Linked DNA regions of Mus musculus: region 2 is linked to region 1. The links are chromatin loops, found by intact Hi-C in ENCODE. Cell type or tissue: heart. All regions are shown on one strand. Links, peaks and the distances in the headings refer to the core of each region. The heading gives the core; the rest is flanking DNA.

Evidence for each region. Hi-C counts contacts between places; a loop is a spot of excess contacts. Peaks named below come from ENCODE experiments on the same cell type or tissue, not always from the same donor. Only the 100,000 strongest peaks of a DNase experiment are listed, where the experiment ranks them.
Region 2: it touches region 1 in a loop (4-fold over the local background); 3 of 42 quality-filtered maps call a loop at or near these places.

Annotation. Positions count from the first base shown.
Region 1 is chr1:52,644,071-52,653,100 of GRCm38, forward strand. It overlaps Nemp2 (nuclear envelope integral membrane protein 2), which reads left to right. Exons shown (of 9, transcript NM_001142647.1): 7 at 1,191-1,416; 8 at 4,680-4,856; 9 at 5,636-7,849. The coding sequence ends at 5,774. Among named protein-coding and RNA genes, the nearest start is that of Nemp2, 18 kb to the left of the region's middle. In heart, for the core only: a CTCF peak has its summit at 4,232 (motif pointing right); a DNase peak (open chromatin) is centred at 4,241; H3K27ac peaks cover 232 bases.
Region 2 is chr1:53,347,898-53,356,927 of GRCm38, forward strand. It overlaps Asnsd1 (asparagine synthetase domain containing 1), which reads right to left and starts at 4,855. Exons shown (of 6, transcript NM_133728.3): 1 at 4,633-4,855; 2 at 2,983-3,036; 3 at 2,090-2,165; 4 at 1-661. The coding sequence starts at 569. It overlaps Asdurf (ASNSD1 upstream reading frame), which reads right to left and starts at 4,855. Exons shown (of 4, transcript NM_001353501.1): 1 at 4,633-4,855; 2 at 2,983-3,036; 3 at 2,090-2,165; 4 at 432-661. The coding sequence starts at 4,722. The coding sequence ends at 582. In heart, for the core only: a CTCF peak has its summit at 4,973 (motif pointing left); a DNase peak (open chromatin) is centred at 4,844; H3K4me3 peaks cover 1,720 bases; H3K27ac peaks cover 1,438 bases.

The DNA.
Region 1 (9,030 bases), core at 698-8,697:
GCTGACTCTATAACCTGGATGCTGTGCTGAATCTTCTGCCAGGCCAGGTAACTCTCCCAATCCATCATAATTTCTTTTGTCTCCCCCAAGTACAGTTTAGTTTTATTATATATGGCTTTTTAAAATTAATTATTTTATTTACTTACATTCCAAATGTTGCCCCCCATTCCTGGTTCCCCTTCCCCTCTCCCCTTTGCCTCTGAGAGGGTCCTCCCCGCAGGCATCCCCCTGCCCTGGCGCATCACATCTCTACAGGATTAAGTGCATCCCCTCCCACTGAGGCCAGACAGTAGTAATAGCCCCGTCATAGCTTCTTTCCTCACCAAGGTGCTGGAGAAGCCACATAAGACATCCTGTGAGAGTTCCACTTTCTAGATTGATGTGAGGCCCATTTTAAATTTAACTTATTCCTCCTTAGTATCTACTGTAAATGAGAAATTGAATCCTAGATTTGCTTAGAAACAAATTAAGCACTTACAGTGAAAATCATTAGAAATGCTGTATACTTCCCATCTGGAAACAATGTATCAGATGTAATGATGGACTGGGCATGGCTAGCTCCCTGATTGGTCCTCTGTAAAACTACATTCTCCTTTAGTGACTAGAACTTAAAAATTAAATCTAGGGTTTGTAAGCAAACTATGATATCCACTGGCTTACTTTTAACCAAAGCAACCATGAAACCACTTGTCCACCCAGGACACTGGACTTAAAAACAGATATGACTATTATTATCATAATAATCAGCATATTTCTTAAATTATTACAGAAGCTAGCCTGTCGGGCTGGAGAGATGGCTCAGTGGCTTAGGGCGCTTGCTGCTCTTCCAGAGGCCTCGAGTTTAGCTTCTAGCACCTGGACTGGTTAGCTTACAACAACTGCCTGTGAGCCAGTTCTAGGGTATCTGATGTTCTCCTGACTTTACCGCTTGCTGATGTACACACTCAGACAGATAACAATAATGATATATCTTTAAAAGCCGACCTGTGCTCGCACTCAAATCCAGGACTAATGAGCTGTAGATACGCTTTTCAAACCTTATTGAAAAAAGGAAACATTTTGTTCGTTTTCTTAATTTTTGAAATCAAAGTTAACTGGTAGATGTTACTGTTCAGCCAGGGCTCTGTCAGGTTTTCCACCTCAGTTTTCCAGCTCAGGTTTAAATGCTTGCCCTTCTTCTGTGTTTCTAGGCTATGTGGTGGTTGTTGGACTTTGTAGCTTTGCTGCCTGTTACAGTCACGGGCCTCTTGCTGATGAGGGGAGCAGAGACCTTCTCATGTGGACCCTGAGGCTCTTCTCCCTGGCTCTGGTCTACACTGGTGTGGCCGCTCCTCAGTTTGCCTATGCTGTTCTGATCGTCCTCTTGTTCTCCTGGAGTCTGCACTATCTCCTGAGAGCATTCAGCTATCTCAGGTGGTGGGTATCCTTTTTCTATGGCTACCAAATCTGATATTTTGAGTTCTGGGTTAGTTTATTGTTTTAAGAGATACTTTTGGTTACATCTTACAAGTAGTTATGGGGTTTTTGTTTGTTTGTTTTTAATTTGTGGGATTTTTTTTTTGTCCTTGTTGTTTTTTTGTTTGTTTTGTTTTGGTTAGGTTTGGTTTTTCAAGACATGATTTCTCTGTGTAGCCTTGGCTATTCTGCAAATCACTCTGTAGACCAGGCTAGCCTCAGACTCAGAGATCCATACCTGCCTCTGCCTCCTGAGCACTGGGATCAAAGGTGTGTGCCACGACTGCCCAGCCACGTAATTATGTTTAATCTGGAGGTTTCACTTTTCTTAGAGGAACAAGAGCTCTAAGTGTTTGCTCCATCTTCTTTGAGTTATACCACAAATTACTCTGAGGTTAGAGCTCGCTAGAATCAGTGAAGAAGTTGCTTGGGCTCTGGGTTGTATAACGTTTCTACCTTTATCATACACTTCTTTTCATTAGAGCCAATGTCGACATGGTGATATTAATTGTGCTTACAAGAGAGGAATTAGGGGGAAATGTCCTGGATGATTGGAAGGAGTTACTCAGTTCATTTTTATTAAGGGCTCACTTTGTTTTACATTTTAAATTTAGCCTCGTGAAAATACAGAAAGAAAGATAAGGTCACCTCTGCTGACACAGTATTGTTACGTGTTTCCTTAGCCTGCATCTGTGTCAGGCACACAGATGGAGATGGTCCTGCTCTTGAGGATGTATATTGTAGAGATGTGGGCATGCAATTATATATCAACTGCCTTTAAAAAAAAAGTGTGTATATGTGTGTATGTGTTTGTGTGTGTCTGCCATATGTTTGTGGGTACTCAGAATGGCCAGAAGGTCCTGTGTTGCTGCAGTTACGTGCAGTCGTGAGCACCTGGTGTGGGTGCTGGGAACCATACTGCAGTCCTCTGGAGAGCACTTGTCATTCTTAGCCACTGAATCTTCTTTCTAGCCCTAACACTATGTATCCTTTAAGTATGAAAACAGCTTCCCCCGGAACTAAAGTGTTAATCCAGGAAGGACTTCCTGCAAGAGATATCATTGGGTTGAATCTTAAGTAATGACCCAGGGTGGCCCTTGAACAGATGTGGAATGCATTCCTGACAGAGAAAAGGCCCCCTATAAAGCCATCACCAGGCAACAGTGCTGTCAGTACACTGAGTGAGGTGTGCCCTGGCCATACTGGATGGGCTCACTGAGGAGTCCAGCCTGGTTCTGTGTGTGGGGCTTGGTGTGGGGCTCAGCTGTGCGCATTTCCATTCGTTCACTGCCTCCTGTCTAGACAGAAGGTATAAGTCCAAAAGTTTGGGCCCAGGCAGGAGCAAGGCAGTGGGTGGCCAACAGGACTATGGGAAACTCTGCACTGCACCCCCATCACAAAGGCAGCATTTAAAACAAGCAGGAGTTGATTGTTGCTAAAATGTGGATTCTGCTTTCAGATCTGATATTCAAAGGAAACTGTAAATGTAGACTAGTACTTAGATGTAATTCTTTCACTGAAAATGCTGGCAGTTAATCTAATGAAAAGTAGAAACTTCACCCAGGAAAAACTAAACTAGAGATGAGTAATTGTTGGCTGGTGGGGTAGACCCATCTGCTTTCTGGCATAGGGTCAACAGGGAAGTCCTGTAGTAGAAGGTATTCTTAGACATTGCTGTGGTCCAGGCAGACACAGAGAGAGACTTGGAGTAGGAAAGTGAGGTTAAGGCTGGTAAAGGGAGTTAATAGATGCTTGATCATTGGCTGTGAGGAAGCAGACTCCATAGTGTCAGGTAGTTTCTGGATCTAGTGGCCCTGTGTGTGATAGCATCACTTGGGTAAAACATTAGAAACAGTACAAGGTAGTCATAGGATAAAAGGCAGCAGTGTAAGTGGGATGCCTTGAGACCAAAGGGCTTTTCTCCTGGCCCCATCTGAGAAGAGGCCCCTCCACTAGGAGGTGGCCGGCCACTGCACAGCCTGCCGGGCTTGTGGCCCAAGGAACACAGAGTTCCTATCTCCTTCCCTTAGCTACTGTCTTGCCAATAGCAAGTGTGTTCTCATTTGCATGATGGCTCCATTATGTGTCTGAGGGGCATTCTATAGCAATACATATGTACTGCTATGCTGTCTACTTTACCCATTGGTAGAGAATAATTATCTGAGACAGTAGGGACTAAAGTAGAAAGAAGTCTACAGGTTAAATAATAAACCAGGCAAAAAATGTGTTTACTTTTTATCACACTTTCTAGTTTGCAAAGTGCTCTTTGTGTTTATGTTAATATATAATAGCTGTTTTTTTTGATGATGACTGAGCAGTTTGTGTAAATATCCCACCTCATCTCTTCAGTGGCTGATGAGGCAAGCATTCTGCTGTCCTTACCATGTGACACAGTGAAGTGGAACCAGGAAGAGATTGGCCAAGTTCAGACAGTGAGGTCACCTTCAAATTGGGTTGTGCTCCAGTGTTCTGGGTCAGAGCCTGGGTTTTTCCTATAGGAAACCTGGCTAGTTGTTCAGAAGAGGAGAAAAAAAAAAAAAAACAACGTCACTTGGTTTTCAAACCAGTTCGTTCGTTCAGGTGCCATATGTCTCTGTTATCATCTTGAGTTCCTAACGTGCAGATTGCTATAGTTTTATGATATTTATCCCTTTCCTGACTGGAAGACAACATCCAGCCTCTGGGTTCTTGGTGTGTATGTAGCCAAAGAAGAACTAATTCAAGTTCCTTTCCTTGATGGATCTTGTGCAGCATCTCCTTTCTGTGTCGGGTTAATCAGAGGCACCACCACTAGGTGGGGGTGATACCCCACAATTCCAGCTTCTTCGTAGTGTAGTAAGTGGTGTTCCTCCCTGTTGGTCTTAATGAAAGGACACATTGAAAGCTTGCCAAAAAAAGAAAAAAAAAAAAAAAAAACAGCAGACAAAGTAGGAAGCCAGACATTTTGTCTAATTGTTTGATTAGAAATCAATGAAAAAAGTTTAATCAACATCTCAACCAGAAATTGATTCTCCAAGGCCTTAGGCCATTGCTATGGCAGGGAGAGAAGAGGCAAGCACAGTAGACTCATTCCTTACCCCTCTGTCATGGCAGGGCTGTGCAAAGTGCAGTCTGCCATACAAGGAGCTCCCAGGTATGACTGTTGGCGTGTAAAATGCATATTTTTGAGTATTACAAGGATTGATTTGGGCAGGAATCTGTCAACCACGTGTCATGTGTTTTAGGAAAATGAGGCCGTGGTTCACAGCAGAACCTCAGGTGGCGAGGTATCTCACTGATGACGAGTACAGGGAGCAAGCTGAAGCTGCAACAGCCAGGGCTCTCGAGGAACTGCGCCAAGCCTGCTGCAGGCCTGACTTCCCTTCCTGGCTGGCTGTCTCCAGACTCCAGGCTCCTAAAAAGTAAGTCCTGCCCTGGCCACAGCACACATTTGAAGTGATTTGAAAATCACGTAGTATCTGCAGCATACGTTTCTGCTTAGAAGCAACCATTCCTCTTGGTTACACCTTACACCAGAATTGTGGGAGTTCTACTTCCTGGGTGCTCTGGCCTGCCGGGAGAGCTGCTGAGGTCTTAGATGCCATGCAGATCTGAGCGAGGCATTGACAGTGAAATCTGAACAATGCACTACACTCAGAAGGAACAGAGGAAGTTGAAGGAATGACTTGGTACACCTGCTTGTGGATGAATAATCCTGCCCACATGAAATCACATATGCTGTCCTCTGTTTAGGTTTACATGCTATCCTCAGCTGACACAAATTCAAATTTAATTAAAGGGGATAAGTGGGGAGGCACACATCATCTTTCGGATAAACCTCCATGACAAAATTAACTATTTTTTTAATTAGGTATTTTCCTCATTTACATTTCAAATGCTATCCCAAAAGTCCCCCAGACCCTCCCCCGCCACCAACTCCCACTTCTTGGCCCTGGCGTTTCCCCGTACTGAGGCATATAAAGTTTGCAAGACCAAGGGGCCTTTCTTCCCAATGATGGCCTATTAGGCCATCTTCTGATACATATGCAGCTAGAGACACGAGCTCTGGGGGTACTGGTTAGTTCATATTGTTGTTCCACCTATAGGGTTGCAGACCCCTTTAGCTCCTTGGGTACTTTCCATTGGGGGCCCTGTGTTCCATCCAATCAAAAATTAACTATTTAAAACAAAATTTTCTAAGGTTTGCAGAGTTTGTTCTTGGAGCCAGCCACCTGTCACCAGAGGAAGTCAGCACACATGAAAAGCAGTATGGCCTTGGGGGTGCCTTCCTGGAGGAACAGCTCTTTAGCCTGCAGACTGACAGTCTACCTGCAAGTTGACTTCATTCTGAACAGGAATGCAAATAAAAGGCAAAGATCCTACTCCAGCTGGGTGGGACCCATGCACCTCAGAGAAAAATAAGCCATGCAAATAAGGAAAAACTCGTTTTCATTTGTGCAAGAGAGCTTTACTGTGGTGGTGTGAAGGCTGAAAGTGTCATTGCCACATGCCCTGAATGAAGACCTTCATGGAAACAGTGCAAACCTGTTCTTTAGGACCAGTAAACAGAACCTGAGACCTTCCCTTCACCAGGCACTAACTCCCTTCTGGATGCCCAGGAGCTGGCTCAAAAGGCTGCATTATTGCCCTCCGTCCTTCCCCTCCCCCATACCAGTTCACCAGTATCAGTGCTTTCTAAGGTGCTATTCACGTGATAGTACGAAGTGCTGCTGAAAGAATTCTGATGCTGGCTGTGGTTAACTCAGAGTCATATATTCTGCAAGCTCCTCGGTCTTTCATGTTACAAAGTCATTGTGGGTCTCCTAAAAAGCAGACATGCACAGGGCTTCTAAGTTACTAACCACAAACCATTTTTCATGAGACTAACAATCTTTAGAACTCATGTTTGGAAATGCTATTGATGGTGGAATTTAGGTTTGAGAGTTAGAGCAAAAGTGTCGTTAGCAGCCTTGGCAGCCCCTGGTGCATCTGGGACTCAGGCATAAGACACTTCTTCATGTGCAGGTTCAGGGCTGTCTCGCTCTAGCCTTGGTCTCATGGTGTTGGTGCCCCAAGTTTTGTTGTTGTTTTGTTTTAATAACTGTGATTAAAAAGAAACATTTCTTAGGCTTATATTTAATGTTTTGATAAGATTTTATATGCAGACAGATTAAAATATTATAATTTTTGTACTTTTTATATATTGAAATTGAAAGTATGAAAGCATTTGTGACATTTTGTGATTTATTTTTTAAAACTGATTATATATGTTTACAATGAGTTCCCACAAAATAGATTTGTGATACCTGGTTTTTTTTTTTGTTTTGTTTTCTTTTGTTTTTTTTTAGTGAGAGCAAATGTTTGTTTCTTGATCCATGATAAACTTCAGGTTAAAATGAGCTACAAATTGGGCTTTGGGCCCAAGGAAAGGAGCAGAAATAGCCTTAAGAGTTGGCTATGGCAGACATTCTGTGAACAGGTCGCTACTTGATCCTCTGAGAATCAAAGTCAGGGTGTTTTATCTTATGTACTGTAATGATTAAACAACAACAGAAACACAAAGCATGAGAGAGGAGGAGGGGGACAAGACACGGACTTGGTCACTGTCATCCCCTGAGAGTGATGCTGACTTCGGAACTTTCTATATTCACTCTCAAATGATGCTCTCTCTTTGACGCTCTATGTCAGTGTTTCTGCCTCTGCCTTTTGACAGACATAGGTAATATCAGGAGTCTTTTTCCTTTTCTTAGAAACCTCACTCAGGTCAATCTGTGCCTTTACGTGTTGACTTTAAAACGTCAAAGAATAGGGTCTGGAGAGATGGCTTAGTGGCTAAAAAGAGCCTTACAGAGGATTTGAGTTTCGTCCTCAGCATCTGAGTGGCATGGCAGCTTGCCGCCATCCATAACTCTAGTCCCAGGGAGCCTGGTACCTTCCTCTGAGTTTGCATGCACATACACACAGGCATGAACACTTGTGTGTAAACAATGTGCTTCTAGTCATTTTGGCAACTATTTTGCAAAAATAGACAGGAGTTGTAACATTTTGCCACAGCTTAATCTGGTTTTCTTTTTCAGTAGCTTTATTTCTGGGCATTGTAACAGGTCAGGTGTGTCAGTACTTGGGCATTGCCATGTTCACCTCTCACTACACAGCTTGCCTAGTATAGAATGTGTTTGTGTGTGTCTGGCACATCAGCACCCCCTGAGCCACCAGAACAACCCCACAGTTGGGACTTCACTGTGAAGCTGTAGCTCCCAGCACCAGCAAGCCCGTGCACCCACAATGAAAACAGTGGTCGTCTTTTGAGAGAGCTGTTTTTCATGTTCATTTCTGGAAAGAATCATGGATCTGTCAGATTGCTATGTGAGAGCTGTGAGAAGCTAAACAATTAAAACATTTCTGGTGAAATGTTCCCTGGGCTCCGAGTCAGTGTGTATGACAAAGACCAATGACATTTCTAATGCCCACCAAGCAGTGTACAGTCCTTCCCTTCTGACCTTCCTCCTCTTTCTGAAGCAGCCAATGACTGACTGTCCTTCAATGGCAGCTATGTTTCACACCTTCGCAGACATGCACATACACACAGCAGAACCCTCGTTGTGCCCTTGCTTACAGCAGATGCCTCCCAACAGCACCCTGTTTGAAGCAAGTTGGACTGTTTGACACCAAATGTGTGGGTGAGAAGCAGCGTAGGTGGCTATACTTAAATGGTTTAAAAAATCATATCATTTGAATGCTAGTTTTCAAGGGTTTTAAAACACAGTTTACAAGCACAAAGACACTTTGTGAACTAGTTATGTAGTTTGCCAATAATATTTAGGGCTGAATTTTAGGGGAGTGTCCATGTGACAGGAAAATATTTGAATTTATGTCTTTTAAAAATATCTAGAAATGTAAGAGATTACAGATTTTAGGATATCTGATGGATTGTATCAATATATCTGAACATATACATAGTTACGATCCAGAGGCGATGCTGATCAATAACCGCCCAAATAGGATCTCACATTATCCTCTATTTGGGGATTCCCCACAATTAGATGTGTCATTTTTGGATTGGCTTTTCTGTCTAACCTGCAGTGGAATCCTACACATAAATCACATGGGATGCTTGTCTGATGAAGCCTGCAGCAAGACAGATGTCTTCAGATGACCCTGTGAGCAAGCTACCTTCACAGATTCCCCACTGGGTGACACTGCATGGATAGATGAGGTGCCAGTTTAGCCTCTGACTCATACCTGACTTCCATTCTCTAGACCTGTCTCCCATTAGGCAATCTGCAGTGTATCGCAGCTGGCAGAAGATAAAGGCACTGAGACTCACATAACCAGCAGAGTCTATCTCAGAAGACACATTTACCTGGCTCTGTACTATCAAGTCTCTCACTGAAACCTCAGTTTTACCCAGGAGGCCTTAGGCCCATATAAACTGTGACTGGCAAAGCTGACACTTCAGTCCAGACAGACTTCTGGCCCCAGGCCCACATTCTTGACCCAAGCACTATGAAGTCTCCAAGCTGCCCTGTGAAATCTGGGTCTAATCTTGAGCTACAATAGGGCGAGTGTGTTAGCGGCCCAGGGCAGATGGGAACC
Region 2 (9,030 bases), core at 383-8,382, 700 kb after region 1:
CTGGAAACAGCAGCAGAATTGAGATCAATCTGGAAAATTCCAGATGCTGGAACTTCTTGCCACTGGTCTGCAACTCCATATACCTGGGTACCAACTGACGAAAGGCAGAAACTCTTGCCCAGATTACTAAACTGCCAAAGCAAGCTACGCCGACCAAAAAAGTCCCTACCAAACCATAAGTGATGGCTAGAGGCCTGATAATAGATAAACGACCATGGACCTTGCACTTTAGAGAAGAGCAGCAAAATTTCAGACTCATTCTTACAGGCAGAAAGGCTATTGAACATAACCTGGGTGTCATTATCTTCTGCTTCAACCTTTACTCCATTAAAAACTTCTCCATTCCATAAGAACACATTGCCATGTTCATCTTCTACAGGTTGGATAGTCAAAACACCTCTTAAATGAAGAACATGACCAGAAAATAAACACTGATAGTTAACAGCAGATTTTAACAACTGCCTGCTGCTGTTGGGGCCCCGCCGTCTAAGATTATGCAGCAAATCCTCTTTTAACTCTTTACTGAAGTGTTCAATAGAGAAGCTTACAGAACAGCAAATGCCACACATGGTTATGTGAAGTCAGGTTGACTGTGTCTTGACTTTGGTTGTCTCGGAGGTTTCTAATGCTTGGTATTCTTTTTTTAGTTCGTCTAATGTATCTGTTAGGAGGAAGTGAGAAAAAATATTGAAGTGAAAGTTCAAAAATATTTACCTACTATTTCATGGACAAAACAGGCTACTTCTCAAGAATAAACCATATGAGATTCACTGTGCAAATGCCAGCAATAATTCACAATGCTTTAGTGACAAACAATGCTGATATTTTGGTAATATTTTCTTTCCACTGAATACATACTTTGTCCAATCACTTGGCTAAACACCTTAGATATATAATTTTTAAATACTTCAAGACATTAGAGCAGTAGTTCTCAACCTTCCTAATGCTACGACCCTTTAATACAGTTCCTCTTGTTGTGGTGACCCCAACCAAAAAATTATTTCATTGCTACTTCATAACTGCAATTTTACTACTGTTATGAATTGTAATATAAATATCTGACATGCAGGATATCTGATATGTGACCCCTAAGAGGGTACTGACCCACAGATTGAGAACTGCTGCCTTAGATGTTCAAAGTATTATCCCTGAAAGTCACTGTATAATGATTTTTCATATTTCTGTTAAGCTCTTAAAATATACATGACTACTTTACTTAATAACTAAAGCGGATACGTCTTAAAGTTAAAATTTTTTATTCCTTGAGAATTTCATACTTGATATATTTTGATCACAGCCACTATCTATTTCTCGATCCATATCTCCTCCTACTGGGGAGGGGGCTTGTGCCACTAGCAACAATGGCATTGAATGGCAGTTAGTACAGAGAACCACAACTGGTGCAGCTCGAACCATCAGTGACTGTGGAGTGCTCAACTCTAAACTGGACATCTGTATCACACCCAAAGCTCATGGATAAAAGACGAGACAGGAAGACCATCATGACAACAAGAGACTGGGAGGACGACTATAAGACAGTGTCTTCCAGACATGATGGGGTTGTTATGAACATGAACTCTCTGCAGCTATGGCTGCCTGCCCAAGATCAAGCCAATCCAAATCCCAGCCCGAGCCCTACCGGAAGAGTCTTTTTAAAACTGTAGAACATCTGCAAGGTGGTTGTGGTGCAGCGCATGCCTTTAATCTCAGCACTTGAGAGGCAGAGGCAGGCAGATCTCTGAGTTCAAGACCAACCTGATCCATACACTAAGTTTCAGGACAGCCAAGGCTACACAGAGAAACTCTGTCTTAAAGGACTCCCCCTGCCACCCCCTCTCCCCAAAAAACCAAAACCAAAACCAAAACCAAAAAACCCCCCCAAAAACCAAAAACCAATAAACAACCCACTGTACATATCTTTGGAAGTCTAACTGGAAAACAGACCACTGTACTAAATCAACACACACATTTATTCAGATAGGGCTTAACTGAGGCACCATTATGAATCCCCACAAAAAGCTTACAAAAGGTTTTCTGTAGCATTCCATATATAACTCTGAAAACAAAAACCAAGACGACCACCACTCACTTTTGCTTTCAGAAAAGATTTTTGTTCGATCTTCAAGAAAGAATATGTTGCTGTTCTGTTGCTGCTTGTATACTCTCTGCAAACGAAATTGACAAGATCAGGGTATGACATGCACACTGATGCTGAACAGGATCCTGTTATCATTTATTCTTGAACTTCAGGAATATTCAGAACAGTAATTACCACAGAGAAACAAAGCCACTGAATACTACGCCACCCAGAACTGGTTGTTTACTTAGCATGCATCATCATACCACACACTTTCAGTAACAAAAGCTATCATAGCCACAGATTTATAATTTACTTCATAAATGAATAATACATGGAGACCTTTTCTGACCATATGGGTACAACACTATAGTTCTTTGCTGGCCTCAAGCTTCAGACACTTACTGTATCGTCACTACAGGTGCTGATGAGCGCCTCTACGTGTAAACACACATGCACCCTCACAACTGCTTACACACCAGTTACTCAGAAGTGTCAAACAGCATTTACACATTTTGACAGTTTGATCTCCAAAAATTTGTATTAATTTGCCTTAGCATCTAATATATCCCAAATGACAATATCAGAAATGTCAAGAATGTCAGTCATTACATAATCGCAGCTGATTTCTGAACATATTCATAAAAAAGGCATTAAATGGGTTAAGTATTTAGAATAGTAAAGTTTTCTGTGAAAAACTTCATTCTTTTTTGTTAAAATATAATAAATATTTTTTTATCTTTGAGATCTATTGACATATACAGGAAAAACAAATTTAAAACATGCAAAAACAAACTAGGATACCACGTTAGCTTTTAAATTATGATCTTTGAATTTTGTAATGTTAGCATAAATAATCGAAATCATAATTTTAATATACTATTCAGATTTCCACAGCAACTCACCCGATTCTTCTTTAGATTAGAAAGTTCATCCACAATAATTTTCTGTTCTTTAATCTATTAAAGTAAAGAAAAAAATCTAAAGTGGAAGATTTCAAAGTATGTTTAGCGAGAACATTTTAAGTCACTGCTTTAAAACTAAAGATGGGGTTGGGGGCTATAATGGACTGCCTGTCTAAATGGACACTGAACAAATCAACAGCACTCAGTCTGGAATCAGTAGAAGACAGCTTGAGAAGGAGAAGCATAGGCTTGCCAGGGGTCAGTTACCACAGCTCACATCTTTAACCAGGGTGAGCCACTGCCTACCCAAATTAATACCAATCTTTTAAGCCAGGCAGTGGTGGCGCACGCCTTTAATCTCAGCACTTGAGAGGCAGAGGCAGGCAGATTTCTGAGTTCGAGGCCAGCCTGGTCTACAGACTGAGTTCTGTGACAGCCAGAGCTACACAGAGAAACCCTGTCTTGAAAAAAACAAAAAACAACCAAACAAAAGAACCAAAAACAAACAAAACCTCTCCCGAAAACAACAAAAACCCAATCTTTTAGTTTTATAAGGTCTTGCTGTAGACAAAAAGAGAGAAATAAAATGAATGTGGGTTCTCCTCTTTACCAACAACCAATGGTTTTATGATGTATGCACTAGATGACAGCCAGACATTCGGATAAAACAAATGAAATGGTACTATGGTACTGAATGCCCTACCTGCACTGATCCAACATGATTTTCCACCACTGTATCATTCTATTTCAAGTATTAAGGACTGCATATTGCTGGTATCGTTAAGCTAGGCAAATAGTCTATTAAGTCCTGAGAGCTGTACTAATAACCTACAAAGCCATATTGAGTACGCTTTCCTTGAGATTCAAGTCTGCTTGTACAGTGTTTTTATGCTCATTACAGGAATGACAGGTGTCACTTTAGGTGACACCACAGTACACTGTGGTACAGCGGGAATTAGGCAATGTACTGAAGATATCATATAGGACAGAAAAAATACAGAATTTAGGAATGTTTAATATCTGAAAAGACTATACCCACACCCTTCCACTCTACACGTTTAAAGATTTTCGTCTGTAACTGGAAGTTAGGACTAGTTCCGGTATGGGGTTGCCTCCCTGAAATCCTGGCTATTAGGCAAGAGAATTATTCAAGTAATGCCTAAGCAATAATATCTGAGGCTGGCCTGAGTTATTTATGAAATCCTATCCTAAAGGTATAGAAAAAAATTAATTTGATAGGGTGCTCCTTTCTCTTGTTGAATAATAAAGAGATGACCAAACAGATGTTTTTAGGATCACTTAAAGTTGAGAATATATTTTAAGGTAACAGGCAGCTGAGAAAATCGGCTAAGAAGCTTTTGCCTGAGTCTGGAAGAACAGGTACAGACTTCTAAACTTTTATGATGGACGTCATGGATGGCACCCAGGCGGGTGCGTGGCTAACTGGATGAAGCACAGCCACAGAGCAACAGATCTGTGTGTGACTGAGCAACACATCTGTGTGTCACTTTTTTTCAGGGGACACGCCTCCATCGTCGCAAACCTGCAGGATGGAGGGGAATCAGCTGCTGGTGCTGAGAATGCACGGCGGAGGCTACAGGGCACAGCGGGGCCCGCCGCCCACCACCCTTCCCCGGCGTCCCACGGCACCTTGCTGCTAAGGGACTCGGCGTGCGCAGTCGATGTGTGTGGGGGCCCCGGCGCGGCGCGGCCATCGGCGTGCACCCCACTGCTGGGCATCGCCTAGCCGCGCCGCACGCCAAGAACCGCGACTGAGGAAGGAACGGCAGCCAGCAGCCCCGGCAGGAAGCCTGGGTTCCACTCAGGAATCCGCCCCTTCCGGCACCCCGACCAATGGAGTGCGCACACTCACGCCTGCGCAGTGGCAAGCGCGCGCGGGGTGGGTTGTGAAAAGTCGAATTAAGAGTTGTGCTCCACTGCAAAATGGTTTTCTGCTAAATGTAGGTGTGGCTTGGCTGCAGAATCTATGAATGGTCTGTATCGCCCCCTAGTGGATCCTATGTAAAAATAAATCACTATAATTTAATACTCTTAAATTTGGTTTTCTTCTCCTCCTCCCCCTCCCCCTTCCTCCTCCTCCCCCTCCTTCTTCCTCTTCTTCTTTTTCTTCTCATCCCCTTCCCCCTCCTCTCCCCTCCCCTTCCTCTTCCTCCTCCTCCTTCTCTTCCTCTTCTTCTCGTCCCTTCCCTCCTCCCCCTCCTCCTCCTCCTTCTCCTCCTCCTCCTCCCCTCCCCTCCTCCTCTTCTTCTTCAGATTTACTTATTTTATGTATATGATGAGTTCACTGTCTCTGTCTTAAGACATACCAGATGCAGATCTCAGGTGCAGAGGATACCATAGAAAACATTGAAACAACAGTCAAGGAAAATGCAAATTGCAAAAAGCTCCTAACCCAAAATATCCAGGAAATCCAGGACACAATGACAAGACCAAATCTAAGGATAACAGGTATAGAAGAGAGTGAAGATTCCCAACTTAAATGGTCAGTAAATATCCTCAACAAAATTAAACAAGAAAACTTTCCTAACCTAAAGAATTTGATGCCCATGAACATACAAGAAGCCTACAGAACTCCAAATAAATTGGACCAGAAAAGAAATTCCTCCCATCACATAATAATCAAAATACCAAATGCACTAAACAAACAAACAAACAAAAGAATATTAAAAGCAGTAAGGAAAAAGGGTGAAGTAACATGCAAAGTCATACCTATCAGAATTACACCAGACTTCTCAGCAGAGACTATGAAAGCTGGAAGATCCTGGGCAGATGTCATACAGACCCTAAGAGACCACAAATAGCAGCCCTGACTACTATTACAGCAACACCCTCAATTACCATAGATGGAGAAACAAAGATATTCCATGGCAAAACAAAATGTACACAGTGTCTTTCCACAAATCTAGCTCTATAAAGGATAATAGATGGAAAACACCCACACAAGGAGGGAAACTGCACCCTAGAAAAAGCAAGAAAGTAATCTCCTTTCAACACACCCAAAAGAAGATAACCACACAAACATAAAAATAACATAAAAAATAATAGGAAGCAGCAATCACTATTCCTTAATTTCTCTTAACATCAATGGACTCAATCCCCCCAATAAAAAGACATAGACTAACAGACTGGATATGTAAACTGGGCCCAACATTTTGCTGCATATAGGAAACACACCTCAGTGTCAAAGACAAACACTATGTCAGAATAAAGGGCTGAGAATAATTTTCCAATCAAATGGTCCCAAGAAACAAATTGGAGTAGACATTCTAATATAGGATAAAATTGACTTTCAACCAAAAGTCATCAAAAAAGATAAGGAAGGACACTTCATACTCATCAAAGGAAATATCTACTAAGAAGAACCCTTAATTCTGAACATTTATGCTCCAAATGCAAGGGCACCCGCGTTCATAAAAGAAGCTTTACTAAGTTAAAAGCACACATTGCACCTCACACAATAATTGTGGGGGACTTTAACACACACTCTCATCAATGGACAGATCAGGTAAACACAAACTAAACAGAGACCCAGTGAAACAAACAGAAGTTATGGACCAAATGGATTTAACAGATATCAATAGAACATTTAATCCTAAATCAAAAGAATAAACCTTCTTCTCAGCACCTCATGGTACCTTCTCAAACTCAGGGCTGAAATCAACCAAGCAGAAACAAAAAGAACTATACAAAGTATCAACAAAACGAGGATCTGGTTCTTTGAGAGAATCAGCAAGATAGATAAACCCTTAGATAGACTAACCAGAGGACACAGAAACAATATCCAAATAAACAAAATCAGAAATGAAAAAGAAGATGTAACAACAGAAACTGTGCAAATTAAAAAAAATCATCAGATCCTACTACAAAAGCCTATACTCAACAAAACTGAAAAATCTGGATGAAATGGACAATTTTCTAGACAGATAGCAAACACCAAAGTTAAATCAGGATCAGATAAACCATCTAAACAGTCCCATAACTTCTAAAGCAATTGAAGCAGTTATTAAAAGTCTTCCAACCCCCCCCCCCAAAAAAAAGCCCAGGACCAGATGGATTTAGTGCAGAATTCTATCCAATCTTCAAAGAAGATCTAATACAAATACTCTTCAAACTATTCCACAAAATAGAAACAGAAGGAACAAGATCTAATTCATTCTTTATCAAGCCACAATAATGCTGATACTAAAACCACACAAAGACCCAACAAAGAAATTTTCCTTGATGAATATCGATGCAAAAATACTCAATAAAATTCTTGCCAACTGAATCCAAGAACACATCACAGCCTTCATTCACCATGGTCAAGGAGGCTTCATCCCAGGGATGCAGGGATGGTTCATTATACAGAAATCCATCAATTTTATCTATTACATAAACAAACTCAAAGAAAAAAGCACATGATCATTTTATTAGATGCTGCAAAAAGATTTGACAAAGTTCAACACTTTTTTGTGTTAAAAATCTTGGAAATATCAGGAATTCAAGGCCCATACCTAAACATAAAAGCAATATACTTCAAACCAGTAGCTAACATCTAAATGGAGAGAAACTTGAAGCAATCCCACTAAAATCAGGGACTAGAAAATGTTGCCCACTCTCTTTATATCCAATATAGTACTTGAAGTTATAGCTAGAGAAATTAGACAACAAAAGGAGGTCAAAGGGATACAAATTGGGAAGGAAGAGGTCAAATTATCACGATTTGCAGATGATATGATTGTATACTTAAGTGACCCCCAAAAATTCCACCAGGAAACTCCTGCAGCTCATAAATAACTTCAGCAAAGTGGCTGGATATAATGTTAACTAAAACAAATCAGTAGCCTTCCTATACTCAAAGGATAAACAGGCTGAGAAAGAAATTAGGGAAGTGACACACTTCACAATAGTCACAAATAGTATAAAATATCTTGGTGTGACTCTAACCAAACAAGTGATCTGTATGACAAAAAACTTCAAGTCTCTGAAGAAAGAAATAGAAGAAGACCTCAGAAGATGGAAAGATTTCCCATGCTCATGGATTGGCAGGATTAATATAGTAAAAATGGCCATCTGAAAGCAATCTACAGATTCAATGCAATCCCCATCAAAACTCCAACTCAATTCTTCATAGAGTTAGAAAGAGCAATTCTCAAATTCATCTGGAATAAGAAAAACCCCAGGATATCAAAGACTATTCTCAACAATAAAAGAACTTCTGAGGGAATAAGCATCCCTGACCTCAAACTATACTACAAAGCAATCGTGATTAAAAAACAAACAAACAAACAAACAAACAAACCAAAAAAAACACGAAACAAAAACAAACCTGCATGGTACTGGTACAGTGACAGGCAGGTAGATCAATGGAATAGAATTGGAGACCCAGAAATGAACCCATACACCTATGATCACTTGATCTTTGACAAAAGAACTAAAATCATATAGTGGAAAAAAGACAGCATTTTCAACAAATGGCGCTGGTTCAACTGGAGGATAGCATGCATAAGAATGCAAACTGAACCATTCTTATCTCTTTGTACAAAGCTCAAGTCCAAGTGAATCAAGGACCTCCATATAAAACCAGATACTCTGAAACTGATAGAAAAGAAAGTTGGGAAGAGCCTCCCGCACATGGGCACAAGGAAAATTTTCCTGAACAGAATACTGATAGTTTATGCACCAAGATCAAGAACTGACAAATGGGATGCCATACAATTACAAAGCTTCTGTAAGGCAAAGGACATCATCAATAGGACAACACAGCAACCAGCAAATTGGGAAAAGATCTTTACTAACCCTACATCTGATAGAGGGAAAATATTCAATATATACTAAGAATTCAAGAAATTAGACTCCAGAGAACCAATTAACCCTATTAAAAATGGGGTACAGAGCTAAACAAAGAATTCTCAACTGAGGAATACCACATGACTGAGAAGCACCTATAGAAATGTTCAACATCCTTATTCATCAGGAAAATTCAAATTAAAACAACCCTGAGATTCCACCTCACATCAGTCAGAATGGTTAAGATCAAAAGCTCAG